Linked DNA regions of Homo sapiens: region 1 is linked to region 2. Evidence: chromatin loops called from intact Hi-C (ENCODE). Cell type or tissue: B cell. All regions are shown on one strand. Links, peaks and the distances in the headings refer to the core of each region. The heading gives the core; the rest is flanking DNA.

Region 1 (9,784 bases), core at 751-8,750, 51 kb before region 2:
CAGGTCATTTAAGGTCTTCTCTACACTGTTTATTCTAGTTAGTCATTCACCTAACCTTTTTTCAAGGTTTTTAGCCTCCTTGCGATGGGTTCAAACATACTCCTTTAGCTCAGAGAAGTTTGTTATTACCAACCTTCTAAAGCCTACTTCTGTCAAGTCGTCAAAGTCATTCTCCATCTGGCTTTGTTCCATTGCTAGCGAGGATCTGCAATCCTTTGGAGGAGAAGAGGCACTCCGATTTTTAGAATTTTCAGCTTTTCTGCTCTGGTTTCTCCCTATCTTTGTGGTTTTATCTACCTTTGGTCTTTGGTGTTGGTGACCTACACATGGGGTTTTGGTGTGGATGTCTTTTTTGTTAATGTTGATGCTATTGCTTTCTGTTTGTTAGTTTTTCTTCTAACAGTCAGGTCCCTCAGCTACAGGTCTATTGGAGTTTGCTGGAGGTCCACTCCAGACCCTGTTTGCCTGGGTATCACCAGTGGAGGCTGCAGAACAGCAAATATTTCAGAACAGCAAATATTGCTGCCTGATCCTTCTTCTGGAAGCTTCGTCCCAGAGGGGCACCCACCTGTCGGCTCCTACTGGGAGGTGTCTCCGAGTCAGGATACACGGGGGTCAGGGACCCACTTGAGGAGGCAGTCTGTCCGTTCTCAAACGCTGTGTTGGGGAGAACCACTGCTCTCTTCAGAGCTGTCAGACAGGGATGTTTAAGTCTACAGAAGTTGTCTACTGCCTTTTGTTCAGCTAAGCCCTGACCACAGAGGTGGAGTCTAGAGGCAGTAGGCCTTATTGAGCTGTGGTGGGCTGCACCCAGTTTGAGCTTCCCGGTCGCTTTGTTTACCTACTCAAGCCTCAGCAATGGCAGACGCCCTCCCCGAGCCAGGCTGCAACCTCGCTGTTCAATCTCAGACTGCCGCTCTAGCAGTGAGCAAGGCTCCATGGACGTGGGACCCGCCCAGCCAGGCACGGGAGAGAATCTCCTTGTCTGCCGGTTGCTAAGACCTTGGGAAATGCACAGTATTTGGGTGGGAGTGTCTCGTTTTTCCAGGTACAGTCTGTCACAGCTTCCCTTGGCTAGGAAAGGGAAATTCCCCGACCGCTTGCGCTTCCTGGGTGAGGCGACACACCGCCCTGCTTCAGCTCGCCCTCCGTGGGCTGTACCCACTGTCCAACCAGTCCCAGTGAGATGAACCAGGTACCTCAGTTGGAAATGCAGAAATCACCCATCTTCTGCGTCAATCACACTGGGAGCTCCAGACCGGAGCTGTTCCTATTTGGCCATCTTGGAAAGGATCTCAGGAATAATCCATTTTTTAATGGCTTGTGGGAACTTTTAAACCCTGATATAATCTGTGTAGCTGTCTCACTAGCCATCAAAAATCTGTCTTTTCTTTTTCGTGGGGACTTGGAGGTGATCAGCTGCTTCAAGATGAAGCTGATCTTCCCAGCCACAGGCTGCCAGGAGCTCATTGAAGTGGATGATGAACACGAACTTTGGACCAATTTTGAGAAGTGTATTCTGATGCTCTGGGTGAAAAGAACAGAAGGGTTATGTGGTCCAAGACAGTGAGGGGAACAACAAGCAAGTCTCCCCCAAGAAGCAAGATGTCCTGACCATGGCCGTGCCCATGTGCCATTGCGTAAGGGGCATTCTTGTTAGAGACCAAGGAGAACTGGAGAAAGGAGGCACAAGTCTGCTGGGTGTGGTGGCTCTTGCCTGTGATCCCAGCTACTAGGGAAACTGAGGTAAGAGGATTGCTTGAACCCAGGAGTTCAAGGCTGCAATGAGCTGTGATCACACTACTGCACTCTATCTTGGGTGACAGAGTGAGACCTTTTATCTTAAAAAAATTTTTAAAGAAAATTCAAGTCTGTTCTGGATTGCACTACGGATGCCAATCTGAGTGTTCTCAATTTAACTATCAGCTAAAAAGGAAAGAAGAATATTCCTGGACTGACTGATGCTACTGGGCCTCTATCCTGGGGCTCAGAACAGATAGCAGAATCCACAAACATTTCCATCTTCCTTAAGAAGATCATGAACACCAGTGTTTTGTGAGAAAGCCCCTAAACAAAGAAAGTAAGAGACCTGGGAGTAAAGCACCCAAGATTCAGTCTTGTTATTCCATGTGTCCAGCAACACAAATGTACGTCTATTGCTCTGAAAAAACAGCATATTTAGGAAAATAAGAGGTTGCAGAGCAGAACATGCTGAACTTTTGGTCAAGAGAATGCAGGAGGTCAAACAAATTGCCAAGAACAGATAGCCAAGAGACAGAGCTGTCCTCTTTGATAAATTCTACCTCCAAGTTTAAGTCTTGTCAAAACAAACAAACAAAAAAGAGATTTTTCTAAGAATAACAAACAATAAAATCACACATCAAGAAACAAAACAAACCCCAGCCTGCCTTATTCTTCAGGGCAAAGACTCCCAATTGCCTACCTAATATCCATTCTCTCCTTCTTCCTTTCTAAAAGAACCATGTTTTTGCTCAGGATCGCAAGGCTCCTGACAACTGCATTTCCCAATCGTGCATGTTGGGTTCAGCATGTGACTCAGTTCCAACCAATGAGGTGTGAGTAGAATCATTGGGTGCCACCCCAGGAAAGCTTCTTAAAAGGAGATCAGGGCAGTTGGCATGCCCCTTTCCTCCTCCCTGCCTGGAAGGGGTCCCAATGTCTGGGGGGCAGAAGCCATCTTGGATTCATGAGACCCAAGGCCACACCCCAGTGATGGCAGAGTGAAAGAGAGCAAGATCCTGAATTAGGTGGAGCTGTTGCATCAGCTCTGGGCTGCCTGCCTCCTGACTTGTATTTGGATGGACTATTGTGAGTTGAATTTTCTGTTAAGTGCACCTATTGCCAACCCACAAACCTGCCCTTTGGTTTTCATTATCTCTGCATGTCCCAATCATATCAATGGCTCCCATTGTGTGTTCATTGTATAGCAGGGGACTCAGCGCACCACACAACGTAATATATTGTTAAGACGCATTTATTGACTGTGTGATTCCCAGGTCAGGTTTTATGTTCCTCCTGATATGAGGCAGTGAGAAGTACAAACCATCACCTACAAAGTATATTTGATCTGAATCCAAACATGAAGCAACTATTATACGAATTCAGCATGGAGCGGGGGACAATCTAGTAAACTCACCTGAACCCCAAAAGTTCCATGTGACCAAAAAAACCCAAGAAGGTAGTAGTAAGGGGGTACTATTCTAGATTAAAAGAGGCTAAAGAAAAATAATTAATGAGTAATTAATACCTGGGTGACAAAAGAATCTGTACAACAAAATCCCATGACACAAGTTTACCTATACAATAAACCTACAGGCTGGGTGCAGTGGCTCACGCCTGTAATCCCAGCACTTTGGGAGCCCAAGGCAGATGGATAACGAGGTCAGGAGATCGAGACCATCCTGGCTAACATGGTGAAATCATGTCTCTATTAAAAATACGAAAAATTAGCTGGGCATGGTGGCACGTGCCTGTAAGTCCCAGCTACTCAGGAGGCTGAGGCAGGAGAATCACTTGAACCTGGGAGGTGGAGGTTGCAGTGAGCTGAGATCACACCACTGCACTGCAGCCTGGGCGACAGAGCCCGAATCTCTCTCAAAAAAAATTAAAACATAAAAAATAAAAAATAAACCTACACATGTAACCCTGAGAGACTGGAGGATCACCTGAGGGCAGGAGTTCAAGACCAGCTTCGCCAACATGGTGAAACCCTGTCTCTACTAATAATACAAAAACTAGCTGGGTGTGGTGGGTGCCTGTAGTCCCAGCTACTCAGGAGGCTGAGGCAGGAGCATCACTTGAATCCGGGAGGCAGAGGTTGCGGTGAGCCGAGATCACGCCATTGCACTCCAGCCTGGGTGACAAGAGTGAAACTCCATCTAAAAAAAAAAGAAAAGAAAAGAGAAGTTAAAATTTAAAAGGAAACATAACAATTAAACGCAATATGTGTACCTCAGATGGATCCTGCATCAAAAAACAAAAGCCATCAGTATCACCCAGGATACCCAGATTCACCTGCCAGAATCCCAGAGGCATCCACGGTGCCTGCATGGTGTGGAAAAGGCTCTTCTCAATGGATGCCTCCCCCATTCAGAATCCCACGCAGACCCCTCCGATCAAGGGAGAAACCTGGAGGGTAGTTGACTCCACAAAGTACTTTACATAGCTGGGCTATAGAAAGAAATCCGGAAGTCTCTTTACCATTCCAAGGATCTCCACAGCCACAGAAGCTTAAGAAGATTCTTAAATCTCCCAGGGTTGCTTCTGCGGGAATTGACGGACCATGGTAAGGAACACCTGGTAATCCTGCCACAAGCCTCTGAAGCCCGCAGGGGTGCTCCTGGCAGGTGAGAGTCTGGGGTGCCTCGCTGGGTGTGCAGCAAAACTCAGCACTGCTGCCACTTGTTGGAACACAGCCAGCGTGGAGCTAGGGCAAGAGAAAGGGGCATGCTTGTGGAACAGCAAACAGCGAATGCGAAGTTACCTCTCATGAGTGGAGACAGCTGGGTATCCCACCTGTGTAGAAACTGGATGTGAGACCATGCAAGGCTAGATGGTCCACTAGGGGGAGGTAGAGTCCCGCGGTGAAGGGCACGAGATCCCGGACGGAGAGCCCGGTTCTACCTCGGCTTCTGCACTTGGCAGGTGGGTGACCGGAGGCTGGACACAACCCCTCTGAGCTTCAGGTTTCTCATCGTAAAATGGAGGTGATAACAGGCTCTACAACACAGGTGTGCTGCGGATCACACACGTGCCTGGCATGCTGAACACACTCCATATTAGCTGTTATATTATCATCTGCTGGAATCAATTCTTTATTCCCGGGACCACCAGAGGGGCAGACCGTCCCTGTTCATATACACCTGTAGTGGGTGTGCAGCAGGGCCGACGAAGACAGTTGCACATCAGAACTCACTAAGCAAAGCCTGGAAAATGCTGCTCACCCAAGGTGGGAGGATGAAGGCATGTGACACATCAGGCTCAGGGCGCCCACCCATGTCCTCCAGCTCTAACCTCTGTCTAGTTTCTTTTCTTTCCTTTCCTTTTCCCTTTCCCTTTCCCCCTTCCCTTTTCTTTCTTTCTTTTTTTTTTTTTTTTTTTTTTTTGAGACTCTCGCTCTTTCACCCAGGCCGGACTGCAGTGGCGCGATCTCGGCTCACTGCAAGCTCTGCCTCCCGGGTTCACGCCATTCTCCTGCCTCAGGCCCCAGAGTAGCTGGGACTACAGGCGCCCGCCACCGCGCCCGGCTAGTTTTTTGTATTTTTAGTAGAGACGGGGTTTCACCGTGTTAACCAGGATGGTCTCGATCTCCTGACCTCGTGATCCGCCCGCCTCGGCCTCCCAAAGTGCTGGGATTACAGGCGTGAGCCACCGCGCCCGGCCTTTTCTTGCCTTTCTTTCCTTTTCTTTTCTCTTCTCTTCTTTTTTCTTTTTCTTTCTTTCTTTCTTTCTTTCTTTTTCTTTCTTTCTTTCTTTTCTTTTTCTCTTACTTCTTTCTTTCTTTCCTTCTTTCTTTTTTTTTTTTTTTTTTGAGATGGAGTCTCACTCTGTCACCCAGGCTGGAGTGCAGTGGCGCAATCTTGGCTCACTGCAATCTCTGCCTCCCAAGTTCAAGTGATTCTCCTGCCTCAGCCTCCTGAGTAGCTGGAACTACAGGCACGCACCACCATGCCCGACTAATTTTTTGTATTTTTAGTAGAGACAGGGTTTCACCATGTTGGCCAGGCTTGTCTCCGGACCTCAAGTGATCCACCTGCCTTGGCCTCCCGAAGTGCTGGGATTACAGGCATGAGCAACTGCAGCCAGCCTAGTTCCTTTCTAAAAATATGTGACTGTGGGCAAATCCACATCAGGTAAAACGTCCCGCCTTAGCCATTTCTCAGTGTGCAGTCACACGCATTCAATGCATTCACACTGTTGTGCAGCCACCACCACCACCATCCGCGGAACATTTTCCATCCTGCAGAACTGAAGCTCTGGACCCACCGAACAACAACTGCCCATTCCCTCCTCCTTCAGGCCTGGCAACCACCACTCTCCTTCCCCTCTCCAGGCATCTGCCTATTCTGGGCACCTCATATAAGTGGAATCACTCGGTATTTGTCCTTCTGAGACTGGCGTATTTCCCTTAGCAGATGATCTTCCAGGTTCTTCCATGTTAGAGCACAGGTCAGGATTTCCTTCCTTTTCAAGGCCAATATTCCATTGTATGTTTCTGCTGCATTTTGCTTATTTATTCATCTGTTGATAGACACTTGTAATCGTTGGTCAGTTCCTTTTGAACCAGGAGACCCATTAAGGATTTTCTGATATTTCTCCAATATGGCAAGGGCCTAGGAGAATACGAAATGATTTGCAGAAGGCAAAGGAAAGAAATTCAGCCAATATACAGACTCATGTGCCTGCACAGTCCCTAAATGTCACTCATACAGTGAGGGATGGCTTTGTGCGTTCCCCATGACAGTTACTAAGTTATTGCCTCTCACTCCAAACCCAGGCTTCTCTGCTTGGCTTTGTGATGTTGGGCTGAGACTCTGCAAACCACAAGTTGGGTTCTACCATTTTGGGGTGCTACAGGAAGCTGAGGAAGAAGGAGGGGCTCGTGACCTCCTTGCTGCTTGGGGCCCCTTTGAGCAATACCCCAGGGACACTCCACCCAGCAAATGCAGCTGCTTTCTGCAGCAGCAGCTGAATCCAGATGCCAGTGCTTGCAACACCAGCAGAGCCAGTTTCACCACTCCCAGCCCGCCACCAGCTGGCCAGCGCGTCCTTCTCAGAGGTCTGGTCCCAGTCCCCTGGGACCACTCCTCTAAGTTTCAAGGTTTTGTTTTTGTTTTTGTTTGAGACAGAGTCTCACTTTTTTTGCCCATGCTGGAGTGCAGTGGCATGATCTTGGCTCACTGCAACCTCCACCTCCCAGATTCAAGCGATTCTCCTGCCTCAGCCTCCCAGGTAGCTGGGATTAGAGGCATGCACCGCCACATCCTGCTAATTTTTGTATTTTTAGTAGAGATTAGGTATCACCATGTTGGCCAGGCTGGTCTCGAACTCCTGACCTCAAGTGATCCATCATCCCCCACCTCGGCCTCCCAGAGTGCTGGGATTACAGGCTGAGCCACCACACTTGGCCAAGTTTCAAGGTTTTAATCATTGGACCTGCTTCCCTCCGTTTGCCCAGCCTGAGAGGTGGTAGCTGCTTCCTCTGTGATATCTCAGACTTATTCCTTACACCTTCAGTTACCTGGTGAATATTATATGTAGTTAACAAGTCTTTGTATTTAGTTCTCTCTTTTCATATTACTGGTGTTTCTGCTGGTCCCCTGATGGAACCCTAACTGATGTAATCCTGCTATGGTCTGAATGTGTACCCCCGTATTCATGGGCTGGAAACTTAATCCCCAATGCAACAGTGTCGGGAGGTGGGGCATTTTGGGAAGTGTTTAGGTCACGTGGGCTCCACCCCCATGAATGGATTGATGCCTCTATGCAAAGGGCTTGTGGGAAGGGGTTCACTCTCTCCCACTCTTCTGCCAAGTGAGGACACAGCAAGAAAGCCCTCACCAGAAGCCAGTGCCTCTGTCTTGGGCCTCCCAGCCTCCCTAACAATGAGAAATGCATTTCTGATCTTTATAAATTACCCAGTCTCAGGTATCCTGTTTTATAGCAGCACAAAATGGGCTAAGACAGCCACCTAGCCACTATCTCAAACCTCTAATGCCCTTGCCAGGTCCTGGGTTTAGCCCCAGACCCCTCATTCTAGGAAGAATGAGCTGGTCTTTCGTTTCATCCAGAAAATTGAAGCTGTTATAGGTGACCTCAAACATCGTCCTACCCCCACCACAATCTACAAACATTTCTGCAGCCAATTTCCTTTTGGTCAGCCTCAGAGGATAAAACATTTTTTTCCTCTTCAATTCCAAAACTTCCACAGGTCCTTTTGACTCCACCCCATTCCCATGTCCTGTGGAGCCCAGCTCTGAGCTCTCTGAGCTCATATCCTATCCCAATTTTTTTTAGAGACAGGGTCTTGCTCAGTCACCCAGTCACCCAGGCTGGAGTGCAGTGGTGTGATCATGGCTCACTGCATTCTCCACCACCTGGGCTCAAGTGATCCTCCCACCTCAGCCTCCAGAGTAGCTGGGACCACAGGCACACACCACCATGCCCAGCTGATTTTTTTATTTTTTGTAGAAATGGGGGTTTCACCATGTTGCCCAGGCTTGTCTCAAACTCCTGGGCTCAAAGAGTCCACCCACCTTGGCCTCCCAAAGTGCTGGGATTACAGGCGTGAGCCACTGGGGCCAGCCCTCTCCCAATTCTTAACACGCTTCTCTCCGTCATTTCCAGGAGAAGTGACTAAGGGCAGGTCAAACCATTGGTGGATACTTCTCCCGCTCTGTCCTGCTAACTGTGTTCACACTTGTCCCATGCACATCCACCCATGAAAGCTCTGCAATCCTAGCATCTGGCTTCATGCCCCGCAGGAGGGAGGCAGGGAATTCCTATTCAGTGTGTGTCTGTTGAATGCCGAAGACATGCAGAGGAGTTACTCATGTGAACCTGGAACATCTGAGACAGGCCTCAGTTAATTTAGAAAGTTTATCTTGCCAAGGTTGAGGACACACCCATGACGCAGCCTCAGGAAGTCCTGAGGACATGTACCCAAGGTGGTCGGAGGACAGCTTAGTTTTATACATTTAGGGAGACATGAGACATCAATCAATATATGTAAGAAGTACATTGGTTTGGTCTGGAAAGGCGGGGCAACTTAAAGCAAAGGCAGGAAGACTCAGGTAACAGACAGGTGAGACACAAAGGGTTACATTCTTTAGAGTTTCTGATGAGCCTTTCCAAAGGAGGCAAATCAGATATGCATCTATCTCAGTGAGCAGAGGAGTGGCTTTGAATAGAATGGGAGGCAGGTTTGCCCTAAGCAGTTTCCAGCTTGAGTTTTCCTTAGTGATTTTAGGGGCCCAAGAGATTTTCCTTTCACATTTCTGACCTTTTTTTTTTTTTTTTTGAGATGGAGTCTTGTTCCATCGCCCAGGCTGGACTGAAGTGGCGTGATCTCAGCTCACTGCAACCTCCGCCTCTTGGGTTCAAGCAATTCTCTTGTCTCAGCCTCCCGAGTAGCTGGGACTACAGGTGCCCACCACCATGCCTGGCTAATTTTTGTATTTTTCATAGAGACGGGGTTTCACCATGTTGGTCAGGTTGGTCTTAAACTCCTGACCTCAGGTAATCCACCCACCTCGGCCTCCCAAAGTGCTGGGATTACAGGTGTGAGCCACTGTGCCTGCCCCCCACCACTTTTCTTTTGTAAAATCTGTCGGAGAAAGCATTTTGCAAAAAAATGAGTCTCTGGTCTCAGGCTTCATCTGATTTCTCATAGCTATGATGGTTTATTCCTAGATGGGTAAGTCCCAAAAGCTCATTTTTAGTAGGTTGTGAAGTCTCACATTCTGTGAAGAGAAAATAGCAGGGAGGAAGGGAGAAAAAACAACAACAAACAAAAGAACAATCCTAGAAAAATCGATATAAGCCACATTACTCTGAAGTCCATACATTAGTAGGCAGGTATGAAAGTGGCTTATGTACGTAAATAGGTTGCTGTTATTTTCTTCTGAAGTTCAAGTTGTCTGGCTTCAGTTTGCAGGGTTTTAAGAAAACACAGCTTAGTTTTCAGTGACTCTAAATTAGGAAAAATGGAAAAAAAGAAGGAAAAGAAATTGAAAACATTATTTTATGGACTTGTAGCCAAGAA
Region 2 (9,784 bases), core at 722-8,721:
TACAGTTCAGTGACATTAAGTACATTCACATTGTTGTGCAACTTCTTACTATCCTTTTAATGTCTCTGGGGTCAGTAGTGATGCCTCCTCTTTATTCCTGATACTGATAATTGTGTCTTCTCTCTTTTTGTCCTGATCATTTCTGCTAGAAGTGTATCAGTTTTATTGATCTCAAGAACCAGCTTTGAGTTTCATTGATTTGTCTCTATTATAGTTTGTTTTTTCCATTTCATTGATTTCTACTCTTAATTATTTCTTTATATCTGCTTGCTTAGGTTTTAATTTGCTCTTCTTTCTCTTTTTCTGTTTTTTTTTTTTTTTTTTTTTTTTAAGATTGTAACCTACACCATTATGTGAGACCTTTTTTCTTCCTAATATAAGCATTTTTATGCTACATTTTCCCCTCTAAGCATTGCTCTATCTGCAGTCCACAAATTTTGCTTGGTTGTGCTTCATTTTTTTATTCTGTTTTAAATATACTCTAATTTCCTTTGTGACTTCCTCTTTGACCCAGATATTGTTTAGAAATGTGTTGTTGAGTTTTCACATATTTGGGGGATTTTCCATCTTTCTGCTGTTGGCTTCTGATTTTTTTGTGGCCAAGGAACATGCTTTATATGATTTTAATTCCTTTAAATTTTTTTGAGGACTCTTTTATGCCCAGAATATAGTCTATTTTGGTGAATGCTCCATATGCACTTGAAAAAATGTGTAACTTGCCGTTGTTGGGTGGAGTGTTCTATAAATGTCAATCAGGCCAAATTGGTTGATAATGTTTTTCAGGTCTTGTGTATCCTTACTGATTTTACTGGTCAGCTTGGGCTGCCATAACAAAATACCACAGACTGGGTGGCTTAAGGAACAGAAATTAATTTTCTTACAGACCCAGAAGCTAGAAGTCCAAGCTCAGGGTTTTGGCGGGTTTGGTTTCTCCTGGGGCCTTGCAGGAGCCTGCTGGCTTCTAGCTGTGTCATCACATGGTCTTTCCTTTGTGTGTGCAAGCATCCCTGGGTCCCTCCCTTTTCTTAAAAGACATGTCACATTGAATTAGGGCTCCATCTATCCTTATGACCTCACTTAACCTTAATTACCTCTTTAAAGGGCCTATCTCCAAACTTAGTCAGCATAGAGCTTCAACATACAAATTTTAGGAGGAAACGTTCAGTCCATAACAGTGATTTTCTGTTTGCTTGTATTATCGATTACTGTGAGAAGAGTGCTGAATTCTCCAACTATATTTGTGGATTTATCTACGTCCCATTTCAGTTCTATTAATTTTTGCTTCATTGAAATCCTTTCTCAGCTCTCAGATTCTATGATTCACTGTGCACCTCCCACCCAATGTTTTAATTATGAAAAATTTCAAACATGCCACAAAGTAGAAAGAGGGGTACACTGAACACCCATATACCCACCACCTAGATTCTACACAATTAACATTTTACTATGTTGGCTTTAGCAAATATCAATCCCTTTATTTATTTGATCAGTACCATATGATTTTTAAAAATGCATTTCAAAGTAGATTATAGTCACATTTTCTCTAAACACTTAAATGTGCATTGTTATTCCCTAGAGTTTAATAATAACTATTTAAAGGTTTTTGAGTTAAAATTTTTACGTAGTAAAAGTACAAATCTTGAGTTGATGAGCGAATCTTGTTGTCTATAATGATACTATATACTTATCCTGTGATGTGCAACTGTTTGGATATTTGTGTATTATTGCTTTCCACATAGGTTTCTGAGATGTGATTTTTGCTCATTTTGAGAGGAATACTTAATGGTAATTATCAGATCTGTATTTTTAGGGGTTTGTTTGGTCCTGGACAGAATTAAAATGGCTGTGTAAATAGGGTCAGTTATTAGTTCAGTAAATATTTGCTTATATTTAGTTTTAATTTTTAATTGTGGTAAAATGTACATAATATAAAATGTACAATCTTAACTATTTTTGTGTATAGTCCAGTAGTATTAAGTACGTTCATATTGTGCAACCGATGTCTATAACTCTTCTCATCTTGCAGAAATGAAACTCTGTATCCATTAAACAACTTCCCATTTCCCCCTTCCTCCGCCCACTGTACCCTGCCTCTGGCAACCACTTTTCTACTTTCTGCCTCTGTGAATTTTACTACTCTAGGTACTGCAAATAAGTGGAATCATATAATATTTATCTTTTTGTGACCGGCTTATTTCACATAGCATAATGTCCTCAAGGTTCATGCATGTTGTTCCATGTGCCAGTTTCCTTCCTTTTTAAGGCTGAATTAAATTCCATTATATGTGTATGCCACATTTTGTTTACCCGTTTATGCATTCATCTGCCAGTGGACACTTGGGTTCCTCCCGCCAGTATGTGAGCACCTCCTTCACATCACTCCCCTTTTGTTTAACAAACACTCTTGACTGCCTTTATGTGTCAGGTCCTATTGGAGGCATGAGGGATGCTGCAACAAGGAATGTACCAGACAAAGCTGATGCCCTAAGTAAGCTTGTGTTCTAGTGGAGACTGAAGATGGGCGGATGGACAATAGACCAATAAACATATTTCCTTGATTCTAAAATGCATTAGGTCCCACGTTTTAATGATTCTAAAATTGGAACGTGCCTTGTAATTGATGACGTCTTAGAATTATATTTGGCAGCGTTTATTTTTTAGTGGCACTAAAAATAATGGTGTATCAGTTTGAATCATAGAGTTGATGGATCACTATTAAATCCACTGTTAAGTGCTATGAAAAAAGCAGGACAAAGGATAAGGTAACATTTGAGCACAGCACATGTTTAGTTGATATGTTTTCATAGCAGGACTTCATCCCTGAAGGAGGCAGTATGTTGATTCACATTTGGCACAAACTCTGACCCCACTGTGAGCTGGTAGCACTTTGCAGACTGGTTATTTTGAGTGGCACTGGTAGAGAGGAGAGAGAGACCTGGCAGGTGAAGGCTTGGGGGAGCATATTGCAAGATGGGCCCAGATCTTGTAGGTAGGAAAGACAACATGTCAGTAAACTTAGTCAGGGCCATCTCAGTAACTGCCAACAGTTCTTCCAGTTGTCCAGAACAAAACTTAATTTTATTCTTGACTTCTCCATCTGCCCATGCACCCGGTTAGTCAGCATATCCTGCCTGCAGTACCTTCACAACATATCCCAGTTTCAACCTCCCTCTTCATCTACACCTCCACCCTGCTGGTTTGAACATCCTCCTTTCTTCCCTGGATTCCCTAACAGCCTTCTAACTGGTTTACTATCTTCCACCATTGCCTTACTGTAATTTCTTCTCAATTTAGCAACCAAAGTGATCATTCAAAAACATGTCCAATCATGTTATTCCTCTACTTAGACCTCCCCAAAGCACCCTGTCACATCCAGAGGAAAGGTTAAAGTCCTCATAATGGCCTGTAGGGCTCTGGACCATTCCCCTCATCACCACTTGTTTGACGTTAGCTCCCTCCCTGTCTGCCTTGTGCTCATTCTGCTTTTGCCAGTTGGCAGCCTTATCATCTCTTAATCATGTTGAGCATGTTTTCATCTCAAAGCATGTGTACTTGCTTTTTTTTCCTCCAGAATCACCCTTCCCTCAGATATCTGCAAGGCCTACATCTTCAGGTCTCTGCTCAAATCCACATTACAAGAAGGTTTTCCCTAACCAGGTTGGATAAGACCGGCACCCCTTGGCTGGGCGCGGTGGCTCATGCCTGTAATCCCAGCACTTTGGGAGGCCAAGGAGGGTGGATCACCTGAGGCCAGGAGTTCAAGACCAGCCTGACCAACATGGAGAAACTCAGTCTCTAATAAAAATACAAAATTAGCCAGTTGTGGTGGTGCATGCCTGTAATCCCAGCTACTCGGGAGGCTGAGACAGGAGAATCGCTTGAACCCAGGAGGCAGAGGTTGCAATGAGCCGAGATTGTGCCATTGCACTCCAGCCCGGACAACAAGAGCGAAACTCCATCTCAAAAAAAAAAAAACAACAAAAAAAGACGGCACCCCTCCTTCCCCGGTTATGCTGCAGTAGCAAACAACTCTGAAATATCAGGAACCCGAGACAAGGCTTGCATCTCACTGGTGTTCCATCTCCACTGCAAGTTACCTAGGAGGGGTCCACTCCACACTGTCGTCAGCCCCGGGAGCTGGCTGATAGAGTAACCACCATCTTGCACGTTGGCAGGTGAAAAGAACAAGAATGATTCCCTGGCTCTTAAAGGGTCCTCCTGGAAGTGACATAGCTTTCATTTACTTGGCCAGAGCAAGTCACACTGCCATGCCTCACTTCATTTGGGAGTGGGGGTGGGGAGCAGTCCTACCATGTGTTTGGGAAGAGACGGGAAATATGTGGTGAATAACAAAGCCACAGGTTTTATTTTCCCTAGTTCATTTCTCATAGGATTTATTTCCATCTGACATAATGTATATCTACCTTGTTTTGTTTGTTGTTGTTTTTCTGTCCTGTCTACACTCCAAACCACAAGGCTAGGGACTTTGTCCACAGTTTATTGCTGTGCCTCAGGACCTAGAATAATGCATGGTACAGCGTGGATGCCTACTCATATTTAGAGAATGATTGAGAATACCAAAGCAAACCGTTCATTTATTCATTTGGTGCATGTGTTGGGAGTTTGGTATTCAAGTTGGGAGTGTGAATTAGGGAGGTTTGAGGAGAGAGGAAGAGATAGTGTGAGGTAAGAAGTTGTAGAGCAGATATACTAGAGAAAATCAGTGGAAATGCTGGTCAGTGGAGAGTGTCACCTTGAGACTTGAGACCAAGAATTTATGGTGAAATCTTGTAGCTCAGATGGGTGACTTTTTTGAGTCATGTTGAGTTGCTCAGAAGCTGGCAAGGAAGAGGAAGGACTGACGGGGCCCATTGCACAAGGACAGGTGGAAACCCAAGTTGAAGGAAACATGGATCAAGCTGCCCGTTGCACTTACATCACCCCTGCTCCATCTGCAGTCCTGTCAGAGTCACAAAGGAGCTTGCCTTTAATGGGGGAAGCCCGGGGTGTTGTGATGGTGCTGGTGGTAGGAGCAATATTCTCTATATTCATTCATTTTTTTTTTTTTTGATACGGAATCTCGCTTTGTTGCCCAGGCTGGAGTGCAATGGCACAATCTCGGCTCACTGCAACCTCCACCTCCTGGGTTCAAGCGATTCTCCTGCCTCAGCCTCCTGAATAGCTGGGATTACAGGCTCCCCCGCACCCCACCACGCCCGGCTAATTTTTGTATTTTTAGTAGTGACGGGGCTTCACGATGTTGGCCAGGCTAGTCTCAAACTCCTGACCTCAAGCGATCTGCCCGACTTGGCCTCTCAAAGTGCTGGGATTATAGGCATGAGCCACTGTGCCCAGCCCCTATATTTATTCTTTTATTTCATTTTCTTCTCGTAACACTTTTGAGGTAGGTTCTCATCTCCATTTTACAGGTGAGGAAAATTGAGGCTGAAATGGCTCGAGAAAGGATTTAGGTTGGTTAGGCTTATAGTCATGGTGCTCTCCTCTACTTTTGAATTACGAGGCAATGAGGAACTCGGTTAGATTTTAGATTCCGTGGAGCCTTGTTTGCATTTTGGTCATGAAGAAAGTATGCAACCACTTTACTAATGGTTCTAGTTTAGATGCTCACAAGACCTTACCAGAGAGGAAATAGTTGGGCTATTTTTATATGCTTAGACAAGTACAATAACCACAGTGTCAACTGTAACTGGTAAATTCGCCCCCAGGGAATTTCTTATGAATAAGATGAAGGTGCATCTCACAGAATCTGAGAATGTCCCCATCAGTGAGGCTTTTCTGTGATCTTGGCTGTTAATGATCTGGACGTTTCATCTGTGCAAGGGACGGTGCTAGGCTTTATGGTGGATGTAGCGAAGGGTAAGGCATGTGGCCTCCCTTCAGGAATCTTTATTGTGGTTGGGATAGCAAAACTGTACAAACCCTGGCTGCTCATAGTAGTGTGTGGGAACGAGGGTGCAGAGTGGGGGAAAAGCCCTTCAGGCTAAAATGGTTCACTCAGGCTGATGGAGGAAAGTAGAAACAACTGTAATTTGAAGGCTGCATAAGATTTAGATAAGGGAGTATCTGTGCTAATAAGGAAGGCATTGATGATATTTGGGGATTTAAGTCTGGAAAAATTTTCCAAAGGCATTGAAACAGAAAGCAACATGTTCAGGAGGTAGTGAGCTGTGCGGTTTGATTGCAGCAAAGGCTCCTGAGAACAAAGCAATGGATGTTGTGCTGGAGAGGCAGGAGGCCCAGAATGTAGGGAGGTCTGGACAACCAGGGACAGTGACTTGTCATTTGAGCTTGAAGGTCATACCAAAGTGACCACATTGCAGCCTCGTTTTAGGAAAGAGTATATACAAACACACACAGATAGTCCTTGCTTTGCAAGGTGATGCAGGACCGTAAAAATGACCGTGCAAGTTGAAACCGGGCAAAGCTATTTTAATAATCAATGGGGAAAATTTGGATTGTTCTGTGACTTTTAAAAATCTTCGTTGAAAGAATGCTTTGTTAAAACTTTAGACTTTCTCTTATAAATGTATAGTTATAAATGCATAGGGAAATGAAAAAATAGTAAAACAGTATACTGTAATTTATTAAAAACTTCAGCGACATTGAGAATTAAAGGGTTTTATTTCTTTGTAAGAAACTTACCAGGAGCAGTTTGAACAGTGTTTGCCTTCTTCCTGTTGTGTAACTTATGGGGAGTATCTATCTTAAACCTTGTGAATTGTCATACACCTTTCTGAGTTTGGCTGAGTTTCCATTATTTTATTCTCTCTGCTTTCAATGTGACAAAATATCCCTGAGAGTTTCCTTAATATGTAGATTTTTGCCAGCATCACTTCCTCAGGGACATGATAATCACTATTTTAGTGTACTGTTGCTTCTCTAACAAATTATCACAAACGTGGTGGTTTAAAACAAAAGAAATATGGCCAGGCACAGTGGCTCATGCCTGTAATCATAGCACTTTGGGAGGCTGAGGTGGGCAGATTGCCTGATCTCAGGAGTTCGAGACCAGCCTGGGCAACATGGCAAAACCCTGTCTTTACTAAAAATACAAAAACATGAGCTGGGCATGGTGGCAAGCGCCTGTAGTCCCAGCTGCTTGGGAGGCTGAGGGACGAGAATTGCTTGAACCTGGGAGGCGTCAGAGGTTGCAGTGAGCTGAGATCACGCCACTGCACTCCAGCCTGGGCAACAGAGCAAGACTCTGTCTCCTCAATAAATAAATAAATAAAACAAAATAAATTTATTATCCTACAGTTTGGAGGCCAGAAGTCCAAAATGGATCTCACTGGGATAAAATCAAGGTGTCAGCAGGGCTGCATTTCTTTTGGAAGCTCTGAGAAGGAATCTGTTTCTTCGCCTTTTGTAGCTTTCTGAGGCAGCTCACATTTCTTGACTCATGACCCAATTTTATCTTCGAAGCCAAGGGTGACTGGTGGACTCTTTCTTACACATTGTCACTCTGAAACTTACTCTCCTGCCTCCCTCTTGCACTTAAAAGGACTCTTGTGGGCCGGTTGCAGCGGCTCACGCTTGTAATCCTAGCGCTTTGGGAGGCCGAGGCGGGTGGATCATGAGGTCAGGAGTCTGAGACCAGCCTGGCCAATATGGTGAAATCCCATTTCTAGTAAAAATACAAAAATTAGCTGGATGTGGTGGCACGTGCCTGTAGTCCCAGCTACTCAGGGGGCTGAGGCAGGAGAATCGCTAAACCCGGTAGGCGGAGGTTGCAGTGAGCTGAGATTGTGCCACTGTACTCCAGCCTGGGCGACAGAGGGAGACTCCGTCTCAAAAAAAAAAGGACTCTTGTGATTGCATAGAATCCAGCTGGATATCTTAGGTAGTCTCATCTCAAGGACATCTGATTAGCAACCTCAATTCTGTCTGCAACCTTAACTCCCCCTTGCTGTGTAACCCAACATAGTCACAGGTTCTGGGGATTAGGACGTGGACCTCCTTGGGGAGCCAGTATTCTATCACAGTCACCTTCCTGTTGATAAGTTCACCTTCACTGAGTTTCTCTAGCTGCCCACCTTGAATGGTGGCAGTGTCAACATTCCTGTGGTTTGATATTTCTTTTATAACCTGATAACATTTGATTCACATTTCACTTCCAGCACTATTACTTTTTGTTGCTTTGCTGTATACATTTTTTTTTTTTTTTTTTTTTTTTGAGATGGAGTTTCTCCCTGTCGTCCAGGCTGGAGTACAATGGTGTGATCTCGGCTCACTGCAGTCTCTGTCTCCTGGGTTCAAGTGAGTCTCCCACCTCAGCCTCCCGAGTAGCTGGGACTACAGGCGTGCCACCACGCCCAGCTACTTTTTATATTTTTAGTAGAGACGGGGTTTTGCCATGTTGACCAGGCTGGTCTCAAACTCCTGACCTTAAGTGATCTACCCGTCTCGGCCTCCCAAAGTGCTGGGATTATAGATGTGAGCCACCACGCCTGGCTCTCTTTTTGTATACTTTCATGTGTATTGACTAGTTCCCTCTTTTGATGATCTATTTTTGTAAAATGTCACATGAATTTATCATTGGAAGATGAGGCAACACAACTACATACTTTACTGTCTGTGCATGAATGGAATAACAGCTGCCCAGTGACCAGTCACTGACAGACTTAGAAAGAAGTGACATACATGATTGGTTGCTGATCATAATGCACGTCTTACTGACATAATGATCTATGTACTGAAGAGCTGGTGTTGTTTTACCAAATCATGGTAACTGAAGTCTGTGCCTATCAGAGCTATGCAGAAATGAGGAACTGCCAGTGTGTGTATTTTTGTACCATGTCTACATGTGTATTTATATAGGTTAATGTGTGTTACTTGTTTTTTAAAAAAGAAAATTGGGAGTTAAGCTAGAAACTATTAGAAGTGTGTATCTATGGGAGTGGGTTTGGGGGTATGGGATAGAGGGGATAAATAACTGAAGTGAAAGTAAACCTTTGTTTTTCCTGGTTTTGGTTTTTGAACAATGTAAATATTTAACATATTCAAAAATTTTAACTGAGAAAGGAGCAAACTTTAATATTGAATGTAAACAGAAATAAACAAATCTCTGTGTTATAACCACTAGGGAAAATAATTCTTTCAAGTAGCTTTTGAACACAAGACCCTGTCCATCCTTAGTTGAGAGATATAGATATATATATATATATTCACACACACATACTCTAAGGACCAAAAGAAAAAAAAAAATCTTCAAAGGTATCTTAAACTTCGCCCAGTGGGCTTAATAAGTAGTTTATTGTTTGTAATGATACTGATACTGTAATATTAAAATTTTATGTATAACCTAGGATAAAGCAAGCAGCTAACTATTAATATTTAAGAGAGAAACGACAGAAATGCAAAGTCCTTAGGAAAAAGCACTGTAGGCCAGGCATGGTGGCTCACAGCTGTAATCCCAGCACTTTGGGAGGCCGAGGCGGGCAGATCGCTTGAGCTCAGGAGTTCAAGACCAGCCTGGGCCACATGGCAAAACCCTGTCTCTACACACACAAAAAAACAAAAACAACGAAAAAAAAACCTGGCCGGTCATGGGGCCTTGCCCCTGTAATCCCAGCTACTTGGGAGGCTGAAGCAGGAGGATTGCTTGAGCCTAGGAGGTGGAGGTTGCAGTCAGCTGAGATCACGCCACTGCACTCTAGCCTGGGCAACACAAGGAGACCCTGTCTCAAAAAAAGAAAAGAAAAATAGCACTGTAGTGTTAAATTGTTAAATTTGAATTGGAAATATCATTATGAATCATGATTTC

What was found. Peaks named below come from ENCODE experiments on the same cell type or tissue, not always from the same donor. Only the 100,000 strongest peaks of a DNase experiment are listed, where the experiment ranks them.
Region 1: it touches region 2 in a loop (4-fold over the local background); 3 of 110 quality-filtered maps call a loop at or near these places.

What each region holds. Positions count from the first base shown.
Region 1 is chr13:99,172,165-99,181,948 of GRCh38, forward strand. It overlaps the pseudogene RPS6P23. Among named protein-coding and RNA genes, the nearest start is that of UBAC2-AS1, 24 kb to the right of the region's middle. RefSeq lists enhancers at 501-1,002, 4,822-4,911, 9,289-9,784. In B cell, for the core only: CTCF peaks have their summits at 4,582 (motif pointing right), 4,793 and 5,676; DNase peaks (open chromatin) are centred at 4,587 and 6,647; H3K4me3 peaks cover 705 bases.
Region 2 is chr13:99,223,237-99,233,020 of GRCh38, forward strand. All of the region lies in intron 1 of UBAC2 (UBA domain containing 2), which reads left to right. Among named protein-coding and RNA genes, the nearest start is that of UBAC2, 27 kb to the left of the region's middle. RefSeq lists an enhancer at 4,753-4,822. In B cell, for the core only: no CTCF peak of the experiment used is centred there; DNase peaks (open chromatin) are centred at 2,075, 4,847, 5,665 and 8,665; H3K4me3 peaks cover 2,439 bases; H3K27ac peaks cover 2,192 bases.